4 separate regions of the Homo sapiens genome follow, and all the other regions are linked to region 3. A link is a contact called in ENCODE Hi-C or POLR2A ChIA-PET data. All regions are on one chromosome and are shown on one strand. The core of a region is the stretch at or near the end of the contact, and the rest is flanking DNA. Distances in the headings are between cores, read along the strand shown.

Evidence for each region. A loop is a pair of places that touch in the nucleus more often than their neighbours do. ChIA-PET counts read pairs that join two places held with the same protein, here RNA polymerase II (POLR2A). Pooled maps may share reads with other maps.
Region 1: a pooled map of heart left ventricle shows a loop between it and region 3 (6-fold over the local background). The contact joins the promoter of NACA here to the promoter of BLOC1S1 in region 3. A Hi-C loop is called at or near these places in 1 of 168 maps with a recorded cell type or tissue (gastrocnemius medialis) and 8 of 50 pooled maps. POLR2A ChIA-PET finds 5 or more read pairs at or near these places in 1 of 52 experiments (CD8-positive, alpha-beta T cell).
Region 2: a loop to region 3 is called in a pooled map, with 12 times the contacts of the local background. The contact joins the promoter of CALCOCO1 here to the promoter of BLOC1S1 in region 3. A Hi-C loop is called at or near these places in 5 of 50 pooled maps.
Region 4: a pooled map shows a loop between it and region 3 (8-fold over the local background). The contact joins the promoter of CBX5 here to the promoter of BLOC1S1 in region 3. A Hi-C loop is called at or near these places in 2 of 168 maps with a recorded cell type or tissue (gastrocnemius medialis and posterior vena cava) and 9 of 50 pooled maps. POLR2A ChIA-PET finds 5 or more read pairs at or near these places in 1 of 52 experiments (WTC11).

What each region holds. Positions count from the first base shown.
Region 1 is chr12:56,723,637-56,726,933 of GRCh38, forward strand. NACA (nascent polypeptide associated complex subunit alpha) reads right to left here and starts at 1,663. Exons shown (of 9, transcript NM_001365896.1): 1 at 1,627-1,663; 2 at 816-887. The coding sequence starts at 885. RefSeq lists enhancers at 290-409, 1,469-1,518, 1,609-1,738.
Region 2 is chr12:53,726,024-53,729,567 of GRCh38, forward strand. CALCOCO1 (calcium binding and coiled-coil domain 1) reads right to left here and starts at 1,429. Exons shown (of 15, transcript NM_020898.3): 1 at 1,381-1,429. It overlaps LOC105369774 (a long non-coding RNA gene), which reads left to right and starts at 556. Exons shown (of 3, transcript XR_944973.3): 1 at 556-626. RefSeq lists enhancers at 1-204, 1,522-1,581.
Region 3 is chr12:55,714,796-55,717,383 of GRCh38, forward strand. BLOC1S1 (biogenesis of lysosomal organelles complex 1 subunit 1) reads left to right here and starts at 1,251. Exons shown (of 4, transcript NM_001487.4): 1 at 1,251-1,401; 2 at 2,138-2,210. The coding sequence starts at 1,257. BLOC1S1-RDH5 (BLOC1S1-RDH5 readthrough) reads left to right here and starts at 1,239. Exons shown (of 6, transcript NR_037658.1): 1 at 1,239-1,401; 2 at 2,138-2,210. It also overlaps a transcript of ITGA7 not described here. RefSeq lists enhancers at 1,296-1,435, 1,716-1,955.
Region 4 is chr12:54,278,478-54,281,968 of GRCh38, forward strand. It overlaps CBX5 (chromobox 5), which reads right to left and starts at 1,645. Exons shown (of 5, transcript NM_012117.3): 1 at 1,531-1,645. HNRNPA1 (heterogeneous nuclear ribonucleoprotein A1) reads left to right here and starts at 2,249. Exons shown (of 11, transcript NM_031157.4): 1 at 2,249-2,345; 2 at 2,909-3,025; 3 at 3,318-3,464. The coding sequence starts at 2,331. SCAT2 (S-phase cancer associated transcript 2) reads left to right here. Exons shown (of 2, transcript NR_157844.1): 2 at 175-586. RefSeq lists enhancers at 1,008-1,097, 1,250-2,009, 1,528-1,577, 1,868-1,957, 1,968-2,027 and 1 more and a cis regulatory region at 1,044-3,344.

The sequences.
Region 1 (3,297 bases), core at 413-2,912, 1.0 Mb after region 3:
ACAGGAATTGCCCTTAAATAACAAATGAAATTTAAAAAAAACCAAAAAGGTGAGAATGAAAATTACAGCCTGAAGATTTCCTTCATTTAACGCTGCACAACTGACTCAGAAAGGCTATCATTTTAAGAACTTTTCATTACCTCCTCCTAAGTTTTCTACAGAGATATGTTTTAACCAGAATTTAAAATTAGCCTTCACAGTCGTTAATTTCGACGCTGAGGATAAAAGGATTTATTTCAATCCTGGGTTTCACACAATGATGCAGGAACTATTCCAGCACACTAGAAGTATCTCAGCACCACCAACCCATAAACAAGTTATCCGACCTAGGACGACTCTGGGGCCCAGTAGGACACATTTACCACCAGCACACATCTCATCCAGACATGTGATAAAGGCACAATGCCAAGCTCTGCTAACTAAAACCTTGATGCAACTTGCTGGCTGGAGTTTCACAAATGCTCCGGGCTCCTTGGCCTGTGTCATCTAGTTCCAATAGGTAAGAATCACTGAGCCCATTCCCTGCTGAGTTTTCCTATGTGAGGTGGGGGTTCCACAGGAGAGCTTCTTTTGAGGCGACAGGCATAACATAGAAAGCAAGCTAGGGTACTTTTAACGTCCACGAATCTTAAAAATATTATTTTTACTCCAAATCCCTAAAGAAGTATCTCCAGGATAGTAATTTTACGGTCTATCCTCCTTGGTAAAGCTGCAACCCCATCCTCCTAAAAAGTGTATTTCCCCTTGGTCATTTTGCCCACCAAATGGCTTTAGGGTTAATTTTAATTAATGGCAAGGAGGGTAGGGAAACCTACCTGTCTCAGCCTGGGGCTGCGGCAACTCCTGCTCTGTAGCAGGGACGGTTTCTGTGGCTTCGCCGGGCATTTCTGAAGGAAGGGAATAAAAAGGAGGCCTAAATTGATTGGGATACATTCACTTGCCCAACCCGGAGATAAGTATTCTTAAAAACTCCGAGGAGGGCTGTTAGAAAAAAATCGTGAGGGTGTTTGGTGACAACCTTCCCCAAAGCACCTGGGAATAAGAGGTAAATATGATGTGACCCTCACGCCTCTATCAAGGCCAGCAATTCCCACTGCATTCTCAACCCGAGGGAGAGGATCCCGGGCTGGCTCTCGATCATGGGAGACTTCAGACGCTACTGTGAACCCCCTCCACTCCTAATACTCACACTGGCTGGGCTGGGGCCTCCTGGACTACGTTTGCCGACTTTGGGGTACCAGGAGGGGAAAGACGGTGTTTTAAGTCCAACACTTGCTTGTCACAGGGAGAACGGTGTTACAGGTTCTAAGGCTGTGACCCCTTACCCTTTTCTGGATCCTGTGAAGCAGTTCCCAAAACAAGACGCACTCCTCTTCCGCCCTCAACACTGCAACTGCTCCCATCTCTGCAGGCTCGGATTCTGGGCCCGCCCCGCAGCCCTTCTACCCTGCTTTTGCCAGGACACCAACCGCAGACCCCATTTTGTCCGGAGGCCCAGGGGCGAGTAGGAACCCTGTGGCCCAGTAAAGCCTCCAACTCTCCTTAACTCTCAGTCCCCGGGGCGGCTTAGCCCGAAAGAAAGGCGGATGGCTGCGGATAGACAGTAGCGGCACAGAAAGTACTTACTGTGCAGGGAACGCGGAACCAAGATGGCGGCAGAAAGACCGAGCGAGAGCGTGACCCACGCCTGTTGCAGAAGGAAGCCTGGAGCGGAGGGGGTGGGACTAGGATCCGATTCCGGGTCAAGAGCTGCCGGCAGCCACTTCCTTTGACGAGTGACTGTCAGGCCGTTCCCACGGCGGGGGTGGTGACAAGGACTAAAGGGTAAGAATTTAGAACGGGACGCGCAGGCCTAGCAGGAGCTCTCTGCGCGGACCCACGCAGTCCTCAGAACTAAGCAGACTCCGCCCTCCGGTCCGCGAAGTGGCGACTGCGGTATTAAGTCGACCTCGCGATTTCTCAAATAGTGCAGGAAGAAGACATTAAATAGCGAATGCTAGAGACTGCATTCACAACATTGGAGGGTGGAAGTGACTTAGGCTAACCAGTTATTTTTGGAACACACGATGTGAAAACATTTAAAAGCTGCTGGACCCTCTCCCCCCCCATCAACAACAACAAAAAAACCCATTTTAAAACTTGAGAGATGTGATGGGTCACATATAACTTCAGTTCAGATTATAAATTTAATTCGATTTTTCTTGTTCTGTTCAATGACTAGAGAGACTCAAACGATGTCACCAGATGACAGCAACTCATGCGTGTTAAACTCTTCGTAAAACAATGTTAGCTGTACCCCCGCCCCCCCCCCAAAAAAAACACTTCTTGTAACCAAATTCTGTAATTATGTTCCAACCTTGTATGGATAACGTAATCCAGCTAAAAACTCCTCTGTCTCCCTAAATAAATGAAATCGTAACTTCTCTACTTCTGAAGGCTGACTCCATTCTTTGGAGGTTTTCTGGTTGGTCCATCCTCACACTGCCCTTGAATAAACTCTTTAAATAGATTCCGGCCCTTTTGATTGTTTTAGGTTCACGACAATTTAGCCGATGTTGAAATTATAAAGCTGCAGATTCTCCTTCCCAGAAAAAAAGAACATAGGCACATATACAATTCCTTTGCTTGCTATTTTGGGCACTTCTTGGATTTTTTTTTTTTTTTTTTTGAGTCGCTCTGTCGGCCAGGCTAGAGTGCAGTGGCACGATCTCGGCTCACTGCAATCTCCGCCTCCAGGGCTCAAGCAGTTGTCCCGCCTCAGCCTCCCGAGTAGCTGGGATTACAGGTGTGTGCCACCACCCCCGGCTAATTTTTTATTTTTAGTAGAGACGGGTTTCACCATGTTGGCCAGGCTGGTCTTGAACTCCTGACCTCAGGTAATCCGCCTGCCTCGGCCTCCCAAACTACTGGGATTACAGGCGTGAGCCACCATGCCCAGCCTGTTTGTTTTGTTTTTGGGACAGTCTCACTTTTATTGCCCAGGCTGGGGTGCAAAGGCACGATCTCGGCTCACTGCAACCTCCCCTTCCCGGGTCAAGCGATTCTCCTGCCTCAGCCTCCCGGGTAGCTGGGATTACAGGCATGCGCCACCACGCCAGTCTATTTTTTGTATTTTTAGTAGAGACGGGCTTTCTCCATGTTGGCCAGGCTGGTCTCCTCCTGACTTCAGGTGATCCGCCTGCCTCGGCCTCCCAAAGTGCTGGGATTACAGGCGTGAACTACCGCCCCTGGCACTTCTTGGATATTCTAAGCTTATTTATTCTAGGTGTCTGGGACCCCACCTTAAACCATGCTTTG
Region 2 (3,544 bases), core at 179-2,678, 2.0 Mb before region 3:
GAGGCGCTTAGCAGGAACGTGGTGGGGGTGGGGAGATGGAATGTGGGGGCCTGGAGCCAGGAAAGCCCCACCCCAGGGCAGGGAACAGACTAGAAAGTGGGAAGTAAGGGGCCCCAAGAAGTGGAAATGTATATTTAACGTTGAGGAAAGGGGAGATAGTTCAAAAAGAACCTAACATTCTTCTCTCCAGACTGTGCCTGCAGCAGGACTAGAAACCTACTGGTTTCACTTTAGTATTTCTCTCCTCATTTTCTCTCTGCTCCCCTCAGCCTCCATCCTTCCATCTGTTTGTATTGGTAGCTGGAGACACACTACAGGATGGGGTTGAGAGGAAGGGGTGTTCCAAGTTAGCTGGGGAGAGTTAATTGGAAAATATGAGGGTGGGGTGAGGACAGATAACAATAATAACGATCAAAAGAACTCCTCAGTCCAGGGCTGTGAGATGGCCCTCTTATTCATCACTCCTTTCCAGCCCACTAATCTATTTCCTGTGTCACTCACAGCTGACATGTCCAACCAGCCATTGTCACTAGTCATATGCACGCCCCCAAACATCACAAACCCACACCAGGCTGAAGTCCAGGGGACAGGAACTTTAAAAGAAAACAGAAACTCAGTGGATAAAGGTGAGCCAGCAACACAAAAAGGAGCAACTTCTGTCCCCCAAATAGGTAGAACAAAAAGTTTTTTTTAATGTTCATCTCCCTGAAAAATTCCTGGTTGAAACTAATCCATGTTTTCTCCAAATGCAATTCTTCCAGCTTTCTAAGGGTGGGGGTAAATTGTCCCCAAAGATATACCTGGAGAACCCTAAAATACACCCCACAAAGAAAATCCGTAACAGCTGTAAACGTTCTTCATGTCCGAAAGAAAGTTTTGGGCACCTAAGATGTAGGTGTGTAGCCTGATTCAGATGTTCACATGATGGGGCGGAGAGCGGGTGTCCCATCCCCTACTCTGTAGGGCTCTAGAGTTCCTTGACATTCTACACCTTGGAAGGTCCCCCTTCCTCCCCAGGGATTCAGCGTCGTAAAGGCCTTTGGATTTGCGTAGGGGAGAGAGGGAAGACGTGTAGGGGACACGTCTTGCCTGGGAGCGAATAAGCAGATTTCAGCTCCCTTGAAGGGATCAGCTTTATAGAGACGCATTGAGAAGAAGGAGAGGACGACGAGGGGGCGCCCCCCACCCCCAATCAGAGTCCCCTTGAAACCAAGAACTCCCCAAACAGCGGGGGTGGCTTCTCCAGTACGGAAAGGGTTACAACCCAAACGCTCCTGTATTCCCCTTCGACAGTTCCCTTACGTTATCCTTCCCCAAACTGGAAAGTGGGGTGACCCTCCCCTCCCATAAGATCGCCCCCAATTAGGCCAAGTTTCTTACCCAACAGACGGATCAGCTGTTCCCCTCACCTTTCACCAACAACAAAAACAGCACTCCGACTTCTGGAGGGGAGGGAGAAGAGTGGGCGCGAGGGCTTCTGGGGTTTGTGGTTCTTCTGCGCCCTTTTGCCGCTGCGTGCTCGGATCTAGGACTATACATCCCAGAAGGCTGCGCGCAAGGAGGGCGGGGAAGAGGGCGTCCGTGACGGCGGCCTCACCGCGGCATCCTGGGAGGCGTAGTTCTCACTCCTATGACAGAAAACGAGGGTGTGGCCAGCAAAGGACTTCAAGGCCCATGATCCCTTAGGAGGGGGCCGGCTGCATTAGGGGTGGCTGCTGGTTTGTAACGTGCGTTGTTGGGGGCTGGGGAGGATTTACGGCTCTAAAGCCTTCCATATAACGCTTTAACGGTGGGCAGAGCGGTTTCTGTTGCGTCCCGTCCTGTACTTTTCGCACCCACCTGTGAGATAGGCGTTAAGCGTTATGCACGCTTTATAGATGTAGAAAGTGAAGTACGGTTAAGGAGGCGGTGTGAAGTGTCAAAGCTATGAAATGTAGAACTGCATTAGCCTTGGCTAATTCCACGTCATATATTCTTGCCACTACACCACAGCTACCCACCATTTTGGGGATGGGAAACTGATAGCTGGGGTATAGCAGTTTCTTCTTTACTTCAATCTCAGGGACAGACCTTGTAAGAATGATGTCTTCTGCACAGCTGACCATTTTTTTCCAACTTGAGGATTTCAGTGCTAAGGGGCCTGACCATATCCACATCTGGACTGGGCTCCCCCAGAGTGGCTTCTGGGTCTAGGAAGAGGATACAATTGACTGAGGTGGTGGTAGGAGCGGTGGAATGAGAAGAATGAAATTGAAAAGGGAGCTTGGCATAATTCAGGACCTGTCACAATTCACAAACAAGCCACTTATGGGGCCTGTTTGCCCAAGCCTTTTAAGTGGCTTAAATTAATTAGGATAACAATACATGTTGACGTTCCGGTTTTTATTTAGGAGAGGTGAAAGATTGACACGTCTCCCACACCCCAAGTCACGTTATAGACTTGGGCATCCTGTCCCCCCTCTCGCTATTCTCCATCCCTGTAGTCGGAGGCATTCAGAATTACCTCTTTCTCTGGCTCTGCATTAAAGGATTACAGTCTTAAGGATTGATTTCCTCTTCCTAGGTGCCTGCTTTAATTCTCTACTGCACTAAGTTATGGAGCTTCTGCCTTTTCCAAGTTTTTTGGTAGTGTTTTGCTTTTATGACTGAATGCGGTGTCTGCCCTCAGTGTCTTTCATCTGAAGATCTCCAGGCACTTAAAAATTAGTTACTGGGCTGCACAAACATTAAGGTGATGTGTCTGTGTCATTAGTCAGGATTTATGAGTTAGGGAACCAGTTTCTGGATGAGGAGGTAGCTCAAGGTCTGGAGTGGGTTAAGAGTGAGGTCTGTTCAAGGACCCAAGTCTCAAGAGTTCTTGGCTCTTGTCTTCCGCCCAAAATAAAGGTCTACGAGAAAACAGTCTCGGAGCTAAAAATGGTAACAACTTCCATTTCTTGGGTGCTTATGATCTGTTCAAACTATGCTAAGAATTTTCCCATTTAATACAACAGGCTTATGTAATACGCCTTGTTATTATCCCCATTTTACACATGATGAGATTGAGGCACAATTAATGACTTGCCTGGAGTCATCCAGCTAGTGAGTGGCAGAATCAAGATTTAAGCACAAGCAGTCACCATACTCCCAGTCCAGAAACTCTGGCATGTGATACTAACTCCCATTGTTCTAAGGAACAGTGCTGGTTCATTAACAGGAGACAAATGTTCACTGAGCATTTATGTGCTCAGTGCAAGGCACAAAGTAATGTGAAACAGATTCATTCAACAAATATGTGGCAGGTACTATGCTAGGTATTCAGTTACTTTTATTGAAAGAATGAATAGTAAATATTCATTATTTTAAAATAATATATGTAATTCATTATTTTAAAATAATAAATGTAATTCATTATTTTAATTATAGTCATTACTTTCAAATATTCAAGTATTTGAAGGATAGATTAAATTTGGATAGTTTGGCAAGATGGGGACTGGGGAGGGTAAGCTTCTTCTAGGCCAAAGCAAAGATTTGGAGGTGGGAATGGATAATGAGCCTAGAGTCA
Region 3 (2,588 bases), core at 1-2,500:
ACATATATATAGTGATGTTTGGTCTTCACTCCTTAGATTCTATTTAATTAGTCTGGAATCAAGGCTTTTTTTTTTTTTTTTTTGAGACAGAGTCCCACTCTGTCGCCCAGGCTGGAGTTCAGTGGCGTGATCTCGGCTCACTGCAACCTCTGCCTCCCAGGTTCAAGCGATTCTCCTGCCTCAGGCTCCTGAGTAGCTGGGATTACAGGCTTGTGCCACTACGCCTGGCTAAATTTTGTATTTTTAGTAGATACAAGGTTTCACCATGTTGGTCAGCCTGGTCTCGAACTCCTGACCTCGTGATCCGCCCGCCTCGGCCTCCCAAAGTGCTGGGATTACGGGCGTGAGCCACCGCACCCGGCTAATCACGGCATTTTTATAAGCCTTGTGATTTCTGTGATTCTAATGTTTAGATTCTAATGCTTAGCCAGGGTTGAGAACCACCGATTTAATCCAATCCCTTCTCCTAGTTTTACTAAAGAGAAAACTATAACCTAGAATGGTGAGCAACTTGCCCAAAGTCACCCAACATGTTAGTGCAAGGTGCACCGAGAGAGATTGTACCAGTAGCAAGAATATGCTCATGATGTTTATAATTGTTCTCGCTGGAGTTAATCCCGGAAGCATTTCTTTTTAGTTCACAGAGGCCTTATATAAATTACTTTTTACTTTGGCACAGCACTTACGCTTCTGCTAACACTGAAATGGGTTCGCATTCCTGACCACAAAAGGACAGAGATGAAATTCTACATTCACACAGCCCGCCAAGTTAGCCAAGCTCCCTAGGAGGCTGTCTGAAGTGCCTAAAATGCTTCTCTACAATGATCACCCAGAGCTGAGAGACTTCAGTGGGGTAGTGAGAAGAAAGAGGGTTGGGAGAGACAGGAAAGCATCCTCTCCTTGAGGGAAGGAACTGGGAATCAACTGAGAACCAGCTAGCACTGCCAGGAGGTGAGGAGAGGGAAGGAGAATAATTTAAATGAGGCCAGGGAGCTTCTGCTCCCTCAATTAAACGGTGATAGACGGCCTGACACCACCAGCCCTCGAAGCCTGAGATCCACAGGAAATGTTAAAAACTGGCTTGGCAATATAAGTATTAGAAAATACTTCTTCCAACACTCACCAAAAACTAAGCTCCCAATAAAGAACACTTCACCTGCCCTCCGCAACCCTCTACCTCTCTTCCCCGCCAAGATCTTCACCCAAGGTCTCAAGAGGGCGGTTCCCAACCTCACGTGACACAGCGGTCACGTGACATGGCCCCGGGGAGCCGAGGTGAGCGTTCCAGCTTCCGGAGCCGGAGGGGGCCCGGCGTACCCAGCCCCCAGCCCGACGTGACCATGCTGTCCCGCCTCCTAAAAGAACACCAGGCCAAGCAGAATGAACGCAAGGAGCTGCAGGGTGAGCCAAATATCCTGTCGGCCGTTTTCTCTTCGGCCGCGGCCTAGCTTCAGCCCGGAGCCTGGATCTCGAGTAACTAACCATATCCAGGGAAAGACGCCAGCTAGCGGGCAACGGGCATGGGGGAGAGGGAATTTCAGAGAGGCTTTTTTTGAAACTCCTTTCCCTTGCCAACTGGCTCCGGTCCCTTGGGCAATACTCCGGTCCCCTCGGCAACGCCCCCAATCCCCGACCTGCCGCACCTTAGCCCCGCCCCTGCCCCGGAGCGCCCTGCCTATTGGCCCTGGGAGCCTCTCGTCCTGGCGGCGGGAAGGAGCGACTCTGGAGGGAGGAGGGTGTGGGGAACCCCCCAGAGATGGGCTTCTTGGAGGCCTGAAACCACCGGAACGGAGGTGGGGCACTTGTTTCCTGAGTCCGGGCTGGAAATCTCGGAGTTACCGATTCTGCGGCCGAGTAGTGGAGAAAGAGTGCCTGGGAGTCAGGAGTCCTGGGCGCTGCCGCTGACTTCCTGGCGTCCCTGAGTGAGTCCATTTCCCTCCCAGGGTACCAGTTTCCTCATCTCTAAAATGAAAGAGGTTGCGCTATGTTTTGCAAGGTCCTTTTCAGCTCCGGCATTCAGAGATTAGTTAAGAAATTTCGGCAACTAGCAGAATAGTAATGGATGGGTAGGGAACCTTTAACACTACCCCTCAAAAAACCAAGTCTCCCCTCCAATTCCTTTTCCCCCTCTCCCCAGAAAAGAGGAGGCGAGAGGCTATCACTGCAGCGACCTGCCTGACAGAAGCTTTGGTGGATCACCTCAATGTGGGGTATGGACCTCTTATCAACATCAGTTTCCTCCTTCCCCACCCCGCCCAAGTTTAGGCACTGGCCAGTCTGGCCCTCAAATAGCTGTTGAAGGGGTGGGATGTTCCACTAATTCCCCTATCCTACCCCGCCCCTCCCAGCTCTTTGTAGAGCAACTTGAGTCAACTCTGAGTCCTAGCACTGGGCAAGGGAGGAACAGCTGCCGTGGTTAGAGAAGCAGCCAGATTTCCCCTTCCCCACGTTAACTTCCCTGGCATTTACAACTTGATGCCATCTGCCCACCTCCCTTCACCCTTCCAAGTCCAGCTGTCACTTCAGCAGGAGGGAGAGCACCCTCCTTCATTACAGCTTACCACCCTCTCCTCTGCCTCCCACCCTCT
Region 4 (3,491 bases), core at 395-2,894, 1.4 Mb before region 3:
AAAATCGTCTGTCTTTGGTATAAAGTCGGAAAGGTCTCTAATTATAAGTGTATTTCATAGGTAGTTGATTTTCAGTATTTAAATATTTTCCCTTGATCCTGAATAAATTATTGAATAAAGCAGTAAGACTCTGATACAGCCAATGTTATCAAAATTTATTTATTTCTCCAAAAGATCCTGGAATAAGCAGAGTGGGCATTACCAAAAGGAGATAGACTGCATGTAAAACACACTTCGAAGGAAATCTAATTAAAAGGCAAGGAATAATCCAGGTGATGGATGAATCTTCTGTCCCCAGAACCCTAAATATTACCCTCTTTGTTTCTTTTTTATTCCAAAGTCAGATATCCTCAAAGGAACAGCAAAAAGAGGGACTTTAGGATATCTTCAATGGTGTAAAGAAAAGAAATATATGAAAGTTCCCGGGAGAAAGAGACTAAAATAAAAGCACTGGGCACATGGATTACATAAAACAGAAAAGGGGTTGTAAGTATGTGATTATGACTAGAAACACAAAACAATCGACTTCATTTTTTATTTAATTTTAATCACAAATTATTAACCTTGCAAAGTTTTAAACATTAAAGATCTAATCTGCCTCGATCCTACTGTGTCCCTAGGATTGACACTTTGGTGTGTAGCTTTCCAAAACTTTTCTGTGGACCTACAAACATATTTGTCAGTAGAAATATGCACTATCAGGAAGGAGATATTTCTTGAACGCCTTTCCATGACAGTACATAGAGATTTCTCCCATTCGTTCTAACATTTTAACAGTCTTCCTAAAGAAGCGACTTCTGAAAGTATTATTTAAAAACAAACAAACAAAAAAAAACAACTCCTGTTCCCCAAACCTCAAGTGGTGAGGGGGCGGGGGAAAAATGCTCAAGTCGAGGAATACAGGAGCAAACTTACGCTTTCAAGGAGGTGTATGGGACTGAGGCCTAAAGGCTTCGTTAGAGAAGTCATCGTGGATAAAACATCCACCCTCACACGCCATTACAGGCACCGACTCCCCTTCCTCACAACCCCAAATCGAAGACCTCCCTCTTTTGGAGAGCCGATTGGACGACTGGTCCCAGCGCTTTCCTTAGGCTGTCCGTCTACTGGTTCCAGATTCGTTCCATCCGTTTAACCGCCCGATCCCGCATTCCCCATTGGAGTCAAACCGCTGCCTCCTGGAGAAGCCCAACCTACCGCGCGCTTCCTGCTCACTGGCTCAGTGAGACGCTGCTCAGAAGGGGAAAACCCGTCTCCCACATTCCGATGGCCCAAGGGCCGATCAGTCGGCAGCTCAAGGCAGACCCAATTGGCCTATACACAAGCCAGTCAAAGTCTTCGGCTGCACAGCTCCAAAGAACCTACGGGGATTAAAACATCCCGCCCCCTGTTCTTCTATTGGTTGGCCCGACCCACCGCTGCCCCTTCACTATCCCCCCACCCCGCCGTCCATTCATTTCACACAATAACGGGCCCAAATGGAGTCAGTTCAAGACCTACTATGGGTAGATAAGACTGTCTGCCACTTACCCGGGATTGAGAGTGATCACTCACGCTAACGTCTGCCCTGTTCCTGTATGGTGAGGCCGCACCACAAGCCACCACCGCCGCCGCCTTCTGCGCAACGCCAACCGCCCGCCAAAACGGATCCTTCCCTGCGCCTGCGCAACCAATCCTGGGACCGGACCTTTTTTCTCCGCCCACTACGCATGCGCAAAGCTAGGACAAACTCCCGCCAACACGCAGGCGCCGTAGGTTCACTGCCTACTCCTGCCCGCCATTTCACGTGTTCTCAGAGGCAGGTGGAACTTCTTAATGCGCCTGCGCAAAACTCGCCATTTTACTACACGTGCGGTCAACAAGAGTTCATTGCAAAAAAATTGTTACCTCCTGGCTGCTTGTCTAATACATAGTGTTAATCATGCTTTGCCAAGCGACTTGACTGTAATATTTGCGCGTGGAAGATTAAAAAGATGTTAAACACCCAAGGTAGATTCAAATGTGAATGATTGGTCGGTTGGCCAATCAGACTGGTTAACAATAACATTACTCGGGAACCAATGGACTCCAAGGGGTGGAGACGGCGTAGAACGACCGAAGGAATGACGTTACACAGCAATGTGGCACCACAGGCCAATAGCAGGGGGAAGCGATTTCAAGTATCCAATCAGAGCTGTTCCAGGGCGGAGTCTACCAATGCCGAAAGCGAGGAGGCGGGGTAAAAAAGAGAGGGCGAAGGTAGGCTGGCAGATACGTTCGTCAGCTTGCTCCTTTCTGCCCGTGGACGCCGCCGAAGAAGCATCGTTAAAGTCTCTCTTCACCCTGCCGTCATGTCTAAGTCAGAGGTGAGTTAGGCGCGCTTTCCCACTTGAATTTTTTCCTCTCCCTTTCCTGAATCGGTAAGATGCTGCTGGGTTTCGTTCCTTGCACCAGCCCATTCTACAGTTCCTTCGGTCGCTGCCACGGCCTACCCCTCCCAAAGTTCAAGTCGCCATTTTGTCCTCTTGATCGCCATGAGGCCGCTCTCCGCCAACCATGAGTTATCATGCGGGACTCGTTACTCGTAGCAAAATTCTTAGGCACACAGGATCTTTGTCTTTTTTTAAACCTTGCCTTGGTGAGCGAGTTTTCTAAAGAGCGATTAGTCCCATTGTGGAGATGCACCCCTACCGCCCAAGCCTTTGTTGCGCGTGCGTCGGAAGGCGACTAGGGACGCATGCGCTTGCGATTTCCTAGCACTCCCAACTCCAGCATACGGCCTCCCTTGATAGGCAGAAGCACGTGTCTTGTTGCGACCTGAACGAACAATAAGTGCTAGGTACACAGTTGGTGTCTAGTTTTTCTTTTCCTCGATGGAAATTGTTTCGTGTTGTAGCCCATTTAACACTTCCCCCTCCCCCCACTCTAGTCTCCTAAAGAGCCCGAACAGCTGAGGAAGCTCTTCATTGGAGGGTTGAGCTTTGAAACAACTGATGAGAGCCTGAGGAGCCATTTTGAGCAATGGGGAACGCTCACGGACTGTGTGGTAAGATTTGGAAGGGACAAAGCAGTAAAACAGCCGATTTCCTTGGCTTATCTTGGTGCAGTCTTCTCCGAATGCTTATGAAAGTAGTTAATAGCATTATAGTTAGAGCTTTGTTGGCAAAGGAACGTCCTGCTTTGATTTTAAAAGCTACCTCTTAAATCTAGGGTAGTGGGAAACTGGACGACTTTTTATAAAAGGCTGGTGTAAAGTTTCCTATTGCCCTATTCAAAGTTAAAATGACAAAAGCTTTTGCGGTCAGACTTTGTGTTACATAAATTAACACTGTTCTCAGGTAATGAGAGATCCAAACACCAAGCGCTCCAGGGGCTTTGGGTTTGTCACATATGCCACTGTGGAGGAGGTGGATGCAGCTATGAATGCAAGGCCACACAAGGTGGATGGAAGAGTTGTGGAACCAAAGAGAGCTGTCTCCAGAGAAGTGAGTGGGTTTTTTTTCTTCTTCTTC